Regions from separate parts of the Homo sapiens genome. Here region 1 is linked to region 2. The links are chromatin contacts, found by Hi-C or POLR2A ChIA-PET in ENCODE. All regions are on one chromosome and are shown on one strand. The core of a region is the stretch at or near the end of the contact, and the rest is flanking DNA. Distances in the headings are between cores, read along the strand shown.

Region 1 (5,562 bases), core at 804-3,303, 120 kb after region 2:
TGTGGAGCAGCACCTACTTCAGAAGAAATTTGTTAGAATTATATACGATTTCTAACATAGGCTGCCACAACTTACCTAGCATATATATTATAGCTTCACCATGTAAATGGCTATACCAAATACATTTTTAGAAAAGACTCAAATCATGGCTATTGGTTATTGATTTGAAAAGAATTGTGTTCTAAAAAACTCTATATAAACTATAAAGCTGTAGGCATTAAGTAGATATATATCACTATTATTTCTTGTTATGAGGCAAGTAATGGTTTTATACTAGACCCAGTTCATTGGGTTAGCATTTTGCTTGTCCTTTCGGCATGTCTCTGATTCTTTTTTCACTGAATGACACTTAGCAGTTTACACAAAGTGCTTTTCACTTATATTATCTCACTTCGTCCTTAGAGCAAACCTATCAGGTAGATGCTCTAATTATCCCCATATTACAAATGAAGAAGACCGAGGCTACTACACAGAAAATGGTTGCCTCCAGGCCACGTGGGATTTATGCTTCTGAAATCTGTTGGTTTTTGTTGTTGTTGTTTATCTGACAAATCCCCTGCCAACCCTCCACAGAACTGTTGTGGTGATTAAATCACAGAGGTCGCTGTGCCTTTGAGGTAGGAGACTGGAAGCTTGCCTCTGCTGTATCACCTTGGCCATGTGAAAAATGCCACAGTGGGGTGTGGGTTTGGGAACCAAGGGTATGGAGCAGAGGAAACCAAGACAACTTGGCTTGAATCCCGGCTCTGCCAACTCAGACAAGTCACCTAACCTCTCCCAAACTTCATTTCCAGTCACTTACCATCTCTGATTCTTAGCTTCTAGATACATTGAATAATTGTCTTTACCAGTGGGGTTGTTATGAGGATATAAGAGGATAGTATGTCTGGCATTGATCCTAGTTTAATGTATACTGAATTAATTACATATTACATTGCCTTTTATTTCATAGTACCTACCACTGATGGATAAACCACCTATTTGTCTTTTATGCAAGGGGATCCCCTCTCATTCAGCTTGTTGATAGATGTAGTGAAACCTCCTTAAGTCATGAGGAGCTTAGTCTAGTGGTTAGAGAGCAGAACTGAGTCACAAAGTCTATTTCCCAAAATGAGTCACTTTGTAGCTAGCATTTTGCTTTAGTAAGAGTCAGAGATGGAAAAAGGGGGACACATTGGTGGGGTAGGGCTGTGGATGTGGGTGGGGGATGGGACCCCTCCTTCCTGTGGTGAGCAGCTCTGGAGTCTGGCTTGACCACCTCTCTTCCTTCAAGACCAGGTGGCGTTTCACTGGATGAATTATTTCAGTTTATCATTGCTCCTGATGTTTACATGTTTCCAGTTTCTTTTTACTACTCCAAGAATCTACTTTTGGAAACACCAGTCATACTTGCTGTGTGACCTTAGCCAGGTCTCTTCCCTCTCTGGTCCTCATTCTAATAATCTACTAAGTGGTGGGATTGTGTCTGGTGTCTCTAAAGTTCATTTCACTTTGGCGTTCAGACCTCCTAGGATGGAGGTTAGAGTTCTAGGTGTGTTCTCGTGTGCCAAGGAGAAAGAATGACCCACTCATTGCACCCATCATTTCCTGGATCCTGACACATCATCCTGTAATTTCAGACTGGCTCCTAGGGCACCTCATGCCAGCTGGTTATTTTCCATCCCACCTATAGTGCTGCCATCCTCTAAGCACAAGAAAAATGGTGCTGGCACTGGAGAGGGTTAGCATTTTTAAAGGAGCCCAAATAGCCTTAGGGCCACTTGTTTCTTCAAGGCCCCAGGTGACAGTTCAAGAGCAAGTGAGATGGTCTTAACTTCACACAAAACCATTTATCAGGGAGTCACTTCCCATTTATGGCTGGTTGTTTTGGTTACCAAACAGACGGACATACATGGAATTATATTTCTCTCTCTCTCTCGTGTTTTTAATACTGAGGTGGGGCCATTGTGGGATTAGCTTAGAGCCATGAGTCATTGGGTGCAGGGCATGTTTCTATTTGTCGTAGCATTTTATTATTATTATTGAAGCATCTATAACCGCGTGGGAACTGGAGCCCAGCTTGACCACCTCTCTTCCTTCAGATGGCCTCTATGTTCCTACATATGTCATAAGCAGCGTGAGCAACAGCTACACACTCATTCGATAATGGAGGACATGCCAGTTGAAGTTGGGTCCAGAATTCTTCATACCTGACTAGCCTGTGGGCATATAATGGTTAAAATTACTGGAGAAATTTCAATGAAGAGGGGGAAGAAAAAGAGAGAGAGCACTGATTTGGGAATCAGGAGTTTAAGCTTGATTAGTAAGCATTACATAAATTTGGGTCAATGATTTTACCCCTTTAGGAGAGTAGGGTGATTGGGGCAAAAAAAGGAAATAAAGTTTGTCTAGTTTTCCAGACCAATTAATTGGTAGTAGCTGTCTGATGCGGTGTGCTGAGAATTATGGAACATCATTTGGATCCTTGGGAAGAAGATCCTTGGAAAATGAGCAGCATTGAAGCTCTGTGAGAAGAATCTTGAGTCCCATAGTAATGTCTGCCAAGGACTCTGGCGGAGGAGAGACATAAAGGGAGTGGGGAGTGTTTGCCATTCTGGCACTAGATGATCTTCAAAGTCCCATACAGATCCAAACATTTCATGGTTAGAAATTAAAGAAAATAAACTTGCTCAAATTTGTTACCACTTCAATTTTTCTCGTTGGAACTTTGTTACCAGAGCATATAATTTTCAGACCTAGCTTCATTACTGGCAAAGGGAATATCTCTGGAACTTTTGTTATGTGCACCACAGATATTAGCGCTGCTTAAAAGTTCTAAGTAAGAACTATAAGAACTCCAAGTCGTCATAAAAGAGATGTCTTCTACAATTGTTAGGGGGCTGAACATAGGATGGTTGAACAGTTTGTGCAGTTTTGGAAAAATTGTGTTCCATGTAACTTACTGTTTTTATACTATAAACTGCAAAAACAACCTCCCACCTCCTCGTCCCTTCAGCTTCTTCCAGATCTGTGCTCATATTTGGTGCATGTGTTTAAAAGGCTAAGAAATACTGCCAGCCATAAAGTGTAGGCAGTTCTTCAAGGAGAGTAAATGATGTTTGGATGCAGGGAGAGGTAGCTGGCTCAACAGAAGGAAATGTAGGAGTCTTTGTTGAACACAGTCTCCAATAAACCAACAGGATTTTGGGGCTTCTAAAAAGCTCATCTAATGTTCAGCTAAATTAAGAAGTTCCATGAGTGTAAAATCCCCCCATACTCTAGTCTAGCGGGTCCAGCCTTGGACAATTATATTCAGGCCTGAGCATCACATTATCAGGATGGTGAGCTATTTAGAACTATGTATAGTTATGCACAATTGGAAGATTTAAGAGAGTCAGGATTCCATATGGGTGTCTCTCATTTCTATTGTCTCTGTTCAGCCCTGTTTCCTCCTTCAGCAGATGGGTTTCTTCCATAATGACATAGGTTAGGTTCCCTGGGAAAACAAACTCTCCGATGGAGATCTGTGTGGACACCAGCTCTGAGAGAATGAAGGAAGCAAGAGGGGAAAGAGGGAGAAGTTGGGCTACAGTGCCTTCACAACAATTGCCTCATCCAATCCCATGGGGATCTCTGGAGCTGCGATAGCTCTTCAAGATTTTCCCAAATTTAAACAGAGGTATCAGGTCTTTATACCTCTATATTAACCAATTATTGGATGTGGCTGGCTGGGAAACCAAGGGAAAGGCAGCTTCCTTGTGCAGAGAAAGATTCAGCTGTGAGTCGTACTAGTGGCATTTGCGGTAGTCAGTGTCAATGCATCAGTCCTGATCTGGTGGCATATCTAGAGGCCCATCATGGGACCCACTACGATGAAGATATGACCACTAGTGGCCGTAGATTTACATTTGTCTAGCTCTATTACTTCAAAAAGAAAAGATTCTATATTCCAGCTTTAATCTTTAAAAGTCGTGGAGGAGTGCTCTGATTGAATCAGCTTGGGTCAAAAACTCTAGCCAGAAGTTAAGGAATTATGATTGAATGACTTTGAATCTTGTTGACTCTTATGGCAAGGTGGATGAAGCTGGGTAACAGAAAAGAGGTGAAGCTCTATGGTGAGGGGGCAGCCACCCAGGTGTAAACGCCCTCATCTGTCCTGGGAATGAGGGAGGTCACTGGGACTAAGTAGCATAAGAGGGCAGAAAGAGCTAGCTCAGCTCCATGGACAGGGTGTTCTCTCTTAGTAATTACAAATGCCTTCTGTTGGGGAGAAGCTCCCATAATAAGAAACATTTCAGCAGAGGTCATATGTTTCCTTCTTTCCAGTCTTCTTTAGAAAAGTTTCCCTTATTTGGATTACATCAGAATTAAATGAGAAGCTTTAAACTGATACCGATCATTGGGCTCCATTACTAGAGATGCCGATTCGATAGGTCTGGTGTGCGGCCCAGGACTCAATGTTTTAAAGACTCCTCATTTGACTTTTATATGCTGTTATGTTTGGAAACACTAGCCTATGGAGCCAATATTTTACCAAAGCTGCTCTGCTTGAATTGCTCATGCATTTGGAGCTCCAGGGGGAGTGTGGGAGGAGAGACAAAGGAATTGTGCTTACTTTCCCACCTTGTCACCCCTTATCCCAAAGGTGATCCCTGAGTCATCTCTGTAGAACAGAATTGAAGATTACTAGTCTAGATTTCCAGATTATCTTTCAACTACAAAAACTTATTGATACCGTGGATATTCCAGGTAAAATAAAGCAATAAATTTATGCATTATTCTTTGCTGTTTCAGACATCTGCTGGCATTTCTGAACTGGGATTTATTTGGTGAAAAGAAGAGGTTTATTAAACTTGTCTTTTATTTATAAATGCTTTCTCAGTTCAGCATAGGGACATAACTTATTGTGGGTCCAAGAGTAAAGAAAGAGAAGTAAGTTAACTGTGGAATCTCTGGAGTCCTGACAGGTGTTTTCTGATTCAGCAAAGGAGATAATTTGGGAGTAACTGAAGATGGTCTTCCTTTTAAAGAAAGTACATGCTTATAGAACTGCCATGTTTTGAACATGTCCCCTGCAAAGTTCAGGTGCTGCCAGTGTTGCAATTAAGAGGTGGAGACTTCATGAAATAATTAGGCCCTGGGGCTGCTCCCTCACTAATGGGATGAAGACCCTTTTAAAAGTAGAGGCTTTGCATAGGCGTTTAGCCGGCTAGCTTCTGCCCTGTGAAGACTCAGCAAGAAGGCCCTCAATGGTCATCAGAAGCCGGAGCTTTAATCTTAGACTTTCCAGCCTCCAGAACTGTGAGAAATAAATTTCTGTTCCTTATAAATTACCCAGTCTCAGATATTTTCGTTATAGCAGCAGGAATGAACTAAGACAAGAACACTGCCAAAGACACAAAAATAGAACTTTTTTGAAGCTATTAACCATGCCTATAATTTCTTTTTATTTCTGTCAATGTGCAAGCAGAGATTTTGCTCAGCTCTAATACTTGGGTTAATTTTTTCCACTTAGCATAATTTATATGTACATCTTTATGTATCCTTATGGCCTTTGTAGTTTTACAATTTTATGGCTACACA
Region 2 (5,078 bases), core at 2,384-4,883:
CTCCAGCTTCTGTCTTGGCTCTTTTCTGAAATAGCAAACCACTTTCTTCCCTGAGCACACAGATACAGATGCACATTCACCCCTTCTTGCTTCTGTCCAAAGTTTTTCCTCCTGAAACGATCACTTCCTACTTACGTTTCTGCCTAAGTTTTGTGTAGACCCATCTCTGGTTTCCCAGACTAGTCTTCCTTGATGGCTTCTTATAACAGCAGGGCGAGGTATAGACCATATTGCTGTCAGCGTTTAAAAAGTGATAAAAACTGAAGCTTAGAAGATTAAGGAACTTGTTCGGCTTGCCTAGCTAGTTAAATGACGGAGCCGGGATTTGCTCTCAGGCCTGATTTTCTGTAGAATCTATGAACTTAAATAACCACCATGTTACATTGTTCCTTTGGCCCTGGTCCTCAAAGGACCTTGCACACAAACCTACAACCACAGCTACCCAATGGAATGGTGGTAACTGATTAACAAGTCAGTTCCCTCTACTAGACTGGGAAATCCCTGAGGGTAGCCCCTTTGTCTTTTCTTTCCACATACCCTATATTTAGTACAAATCCTATTCTGGGTGCTGATATGGATTTGAATGAATGAACCTATGTTTGTGGAATGAAGAATGCCAGCACTCCCCGAACCAGATTCAGAGACAAATTTCATCACTCAGCAACACACGATGAGCTTAAAGTGTAGTCCCTGCTAGTTTGTGAAAATAAAAAAAACCCTCTCTTCCAGTGCCCTAATTCACTCAATTATAAGAGACTTTTAAAATTGGCAGGGAGTAGAACATAATGGTTTAAAAAACACAGGCTGTGAAGTTGGAAGGCATAGGTTCTGATCCCAGAGTAGCAGCTCTGCTACTTACTAGGCAAGTTATTCAAGTTCCATAATCCTTAATTCCCTCTCCAGTAATTTGGAGCTAATAACAATTACCTGCTCACAGAGTTATCCTGAGGATTTAATAAGGTAGCCAAGATGAAGCACTTAGCCCAGTGCCTGGCATACAGGAGGCACTCAATAAATGTTAGTTGCGTTATGGTGCTTAGGATCAGTAACAGCCACTTTCAGTCTTGGTTGAAAGTCAATTTAGATCAGACATTCATTTCTCCTACACCTCTCCAAGCTTTGAACAGGATGACTTTTTAGTTTAAATTGCATAAAAAGCTCACTTTCTTGACCTTATTTGTAACACAAACATTTACTGAGTGATTTCTGTGTATCTAACTCTTTCCTGGTAGTACCTCGTTGGTCCTTTACCATCGCGGAGAGTCTACAGTAGGAAGAATAAGCATGCTCAGGTTAGAGTTTGGGGAGGACAAAATTTTCCTGCTGTTTGTAGTTTAGAACATTGCATAATCTTCTGAAAAGCACACCTTTCTTTTTCTTTTTAAACTTCAAGGATTTGTTTTAAAACATTTTCTCACAAAAGTCTGAAGTTTTCGTACCTTGATTCATGAAGGGGGACGGGTAGTAGCTTCTGGAGCCTGATTCATGGAGGTGCCTGTGCTATTCTTTGTCTTTGAGACAAAAAGTTTTCCTATACCAGCAGCTCCTGAAGGTGACTTTAGGAAACAGCACGTGTTTTGTTATTCTGTGCTCAGTTTTGACCCACATCCAAGTATTAATTTTTTGGATGGGAGGGGTGGTGGCTGTTGTTTGTGTCTAAGTGGGTCTTTCCAAGGACTATATATTAGGGTAAGACTCCACTCCTGGCAACCAAAACAAAAAACTTCTCTGACTCCAATTCAAATCTCAACAGAAGCAAATGACTCAGTTCAAGCAAACTTTATAGATTATTCAATTCTGGAACTATATGTTCTCGGATAACCATACCCAACATTGAAATTAAACTACTCTCTAAAGAAGGAAATTCCTTAGTAACGTCACTCAGCTCCAAAACTTGGGACTGTCTTTCCTTGCATCTAACTTACATGTCTCCAATCACAAATTAAGCTGTTCATTCTCCAGCTGACATATCTGGGCAGGAGATCCAGCTTCAGATGCTGGGAGGCGTGAAGAGGAGAAAAGGTCACTTCTGGTTTTGGTGTGTGTGTGTTTGATGTAGGTGTGGTTTCGTGTTATGTAAGCATCTGGCTCTAGGCACTAGGATACCTGCACTGTCAGGGGACAGGGACTTCTGGGTGCCAGGTGCTCCTAGAAGCTCAGTCACTAAGGGGCTGCTTGGTGCCTCTTCTCTCTCCTCACTGTCCTGGAGCTCTGGCTTCTTTGTCACATGTTCTGTTATCTGAACTTCTCAGGCTACCACTTTAGGATCAAAGGAGATTGTGGGCCAAAGGAACAAAACTCTCACTTTTCGAGCCCACAGTGTGACCTCGGACAAGTCCCTTCCTCTTCCTGGGCCTTAGTTCCTGCAGCTGAGAGGTATGGAGTTTCGTCAAAACATGTCTGAGCCTCTGCCCAGCACTGACAATCTGGGGCTCCAGAATCTGTCGTCCAGCCAGGCCAGTGACCTAGGTGGGAAGGGCAGTGAGAACGTAGCCACTGTTTGGAATTCACAGGCTTGTTTGGTGGGACAACTCCTAATAGATTTGATTGGGGATCAGAGCAACCTATTTCTCCGAACCTCTGGTGAGAACTGATTCAGGCCTGCCACTCCTCGGTCAGGGCTGCAGAGGCATGTAAAATGCACTTGTCAGAGAGCATTGGCTCAGAAGCCTGACACTTCCACCATCTGAATACCAAACAAGACAAAAATTGCACAAGAGATGGGGCCCAGATGATCCGCTGATCAAATCAGTATTTCAACTCTGGTGTCCTCAGGATTTCTTATGTGAGGGAACACCCTCCTCTGCCATTTCAAAAGACTTAATACATTTTTATCCCTGAGTGATTTTGTCCTCAAGAGGACCTATGGGAGGGACCATGTGGATTTTGAAAGCTTAGTGCTGAACTAATTCTGTGCCCTAATGATTATGAAAGCCTGTGTAAATAGGGAGGCAGTGGCAGGGAGCCTGGGGCTGGAAGTCAGGAGGCTTGAATTCCAGTTCTGGCTTTGCCACTCTCTGGCTGTGCAGCTTTAAGAAAATTGCTTCACCTCTCTGGGCCTCAGTGTTCTCATACAGCAGCATCTCTCTACGGTCTCTAAGACAGAAACCTCTCATCTTGGTGGTAGAATGGGGCCAGATATACCTCTGTGTGTGTGTGTGTGTGTGTGTGTGTGTGTGTGTGTGTGTGTGTTAGCCCAATTCTCCCCTTGTGTGGAGACATAGCTCTTATGGAGGTTACATTCCTTCCCCAAGTTCCTCTTCTTTGAAGGCCTTTGGGACGCATCCAAGAGAGTAGGTGAACTCATGGATGCTTAAGGATTGGAAGGGGCTTTGAGGATAATTACCCAGCTATTGCAAGAATGCCTCTCACCCCAATTATCTGGTGGGAGGTGCTTGGCATGTTTGAGAACCAGCATTCCATGAAAGTTAAGAGCCCCAGCTCTGGAGTTATTCAGTCTTTGTTTTATATCCCAGCCTTGCCAGTCATTTCAGTTCGTCATTCAGCAAGTATTTATCAAGTGCCTATTTCCTGCCAAGCACTTAGATAAGCTATTTTGCATATATTATCACACTTAGTCCTCACAACCCTATGAAACAGGTAGAGGTTTTATCTCCATGTCACAGATGAGGAAACTGAAACTCAGAGAGGTGATGTGACTTATTGCTAGCAAGAGGCAAACCTGAGGTTTGAATCCAGGTCTATTGACACCAGCGCTATAGCTCTCAGCCACTATGCTGTACTGTCTCCAAGACCTTATCTTCTTAATGTAAACATCTATGATGTAGACATTATTGTATCTATTTTAAAACTAGATACTGACGGTCAGAATTTAAGTAGCATCATTTGGTCAAAGTCAATGAAAGCAGGGCCAGGACTCAGCTGGGGGCTACTCAACCCCCACGTCGGTGTCTCTGACTGCTGTGTGCAATGCCTCTACCTCAGCCTTTTGGAAAAACCTCCGTGCATTTGCCAGTCTACGTTACAGACTAAGCAGCATGCCTGCTTCTGAAGGAAGGACATGGACCATGCAATGGGAAGAGCCCTGAAGTCTGCATGATGCCAACATCTCAGCTGCTGGTCCTGTCTGCTCCTTACCAGGCACAAGGCCTGAGGCATTTCCAGCCTCTGCGCTTTACCAGCCTTGCTTTCCTCACAAGGATATTTATTGTACCAGTCAATTGAGGGCCTAGCTATGAAAGGACTTTATAAATTAGAAGGTGATGAAAGTGAAATTATTATTGTTGTAGTCCCACTTCTCTGTTTTTCTCCATCAAACTGGACAATAAATTGCATGTTGCCTTCGGGAATCTTGAAATGCATCATCTAGTAGCCTGAGCCCCATGATCCCAGGATGAAGCAGCATGAGGCAGGCTATCCTCTCTCACAGCCGGCACTCCTGCCTGACTCATTCAGGGATGCCACATTCCGGGATGTGAGGCATTACAATGGCTGCCACTGTGACGTGTAGTCATCCCAGAAAGGCTGGGATGTAACATTCCTGAACAGATTCAGGCATGAGAAGAGAGAGGAGAGAAAATTTGTAAACAGGCAGCCTGGGGCTTAGGAGAGGCAGGAGAAGTTGCTCATTTTCTGTGCTCTTGTTTTGAAAGTCTTTGGAGGTGTAGCTGTCCGTCCATCAGGCTGATCTTATCATCCTTCGGGAAGCATGCATCTCCAGATGCGTGGGACTCCTCACACCAGGGCCTTGCACTCTCGGACCACCGGTTCCAGGAGGGCTGGGTCAGAAATCATTTGCTCACTTCACTACTCACTCCTCTAAGGAGTGAGAGGATAGGAAAACCAGAGGTGCCATCTGCAGGTGGATGGAGGAGCTCCAGGTGATTTGTCCCTGAGTTTTTCCAGTTAAGCATTTGCTCTCTCCCCTCTCACCCTGTTGTGCTAAGGGTGGCACAGAAAAAGAATTTTATTTATTTTGGGTCTTTGTTTGTACCTGTTTGCAGCCCAAGGAAAAGAGAGAGGCAAACTCTCTGGTTCAGGCTTCGGTGAGAGCCTTCTTTTACTCAAAGAGACTGTGGAGGCTGCCAGAGAGCAAGTCAAGGAGTTGGGAGGTGCAG

What was found. Hi-C counts contacts between places; a loop is a spot of excess contacts on that map. ChIA-PET counts read pairs that join two places held with the same protein, here RNA polymerase II (POLR2A). Pooled maps may share reads with other maps.
Region 1: a loop to region 2 is called in a pooled map, with 1.8 times the contacts of the local background. The contact joins two enhancer-like sites. A Hi-C loop is called at or near these places in 1 of 168 maps with a recorded cell type or tissue (PC-9) and 5 of 50 pooled maps. POLR2A ChIA-PET finds 5 or more read pairs at or near these places in 1 of 52 experiments (MCF 10A).

What each region holds. Positions count from the first base shown.
Region 1 is chr5:148,787,047-148,792,608 of GRCh38, reverse strand. No RefSeq gene overlaps it. Among named protein-coding and RNA genes, the nearest start is that of ADRB2, 37 kb to the left of the region's middle. Within about 2 kb of position 2,053, at least 3 of the 41 ENCODE cell types and tissues checked have a DNase peak (open chromatin) inside an H3K27ac peak, as active enhancers do.
Region 2 is chr5:148,912,611-148,917,688 of GRCh38, reverse strand. No RefSeq gene overlaps it. Among named protein-coding and RNA genes, the nearest start is that of ADRB2, 89 kb to the right of the region's middle. Within about 2 kb of position 3,633, at least 8 of the 41 ENCODE cell types and tissues checked have a DNase peak (open chromatin) inside an H3K27ac peak, as active enhancers do.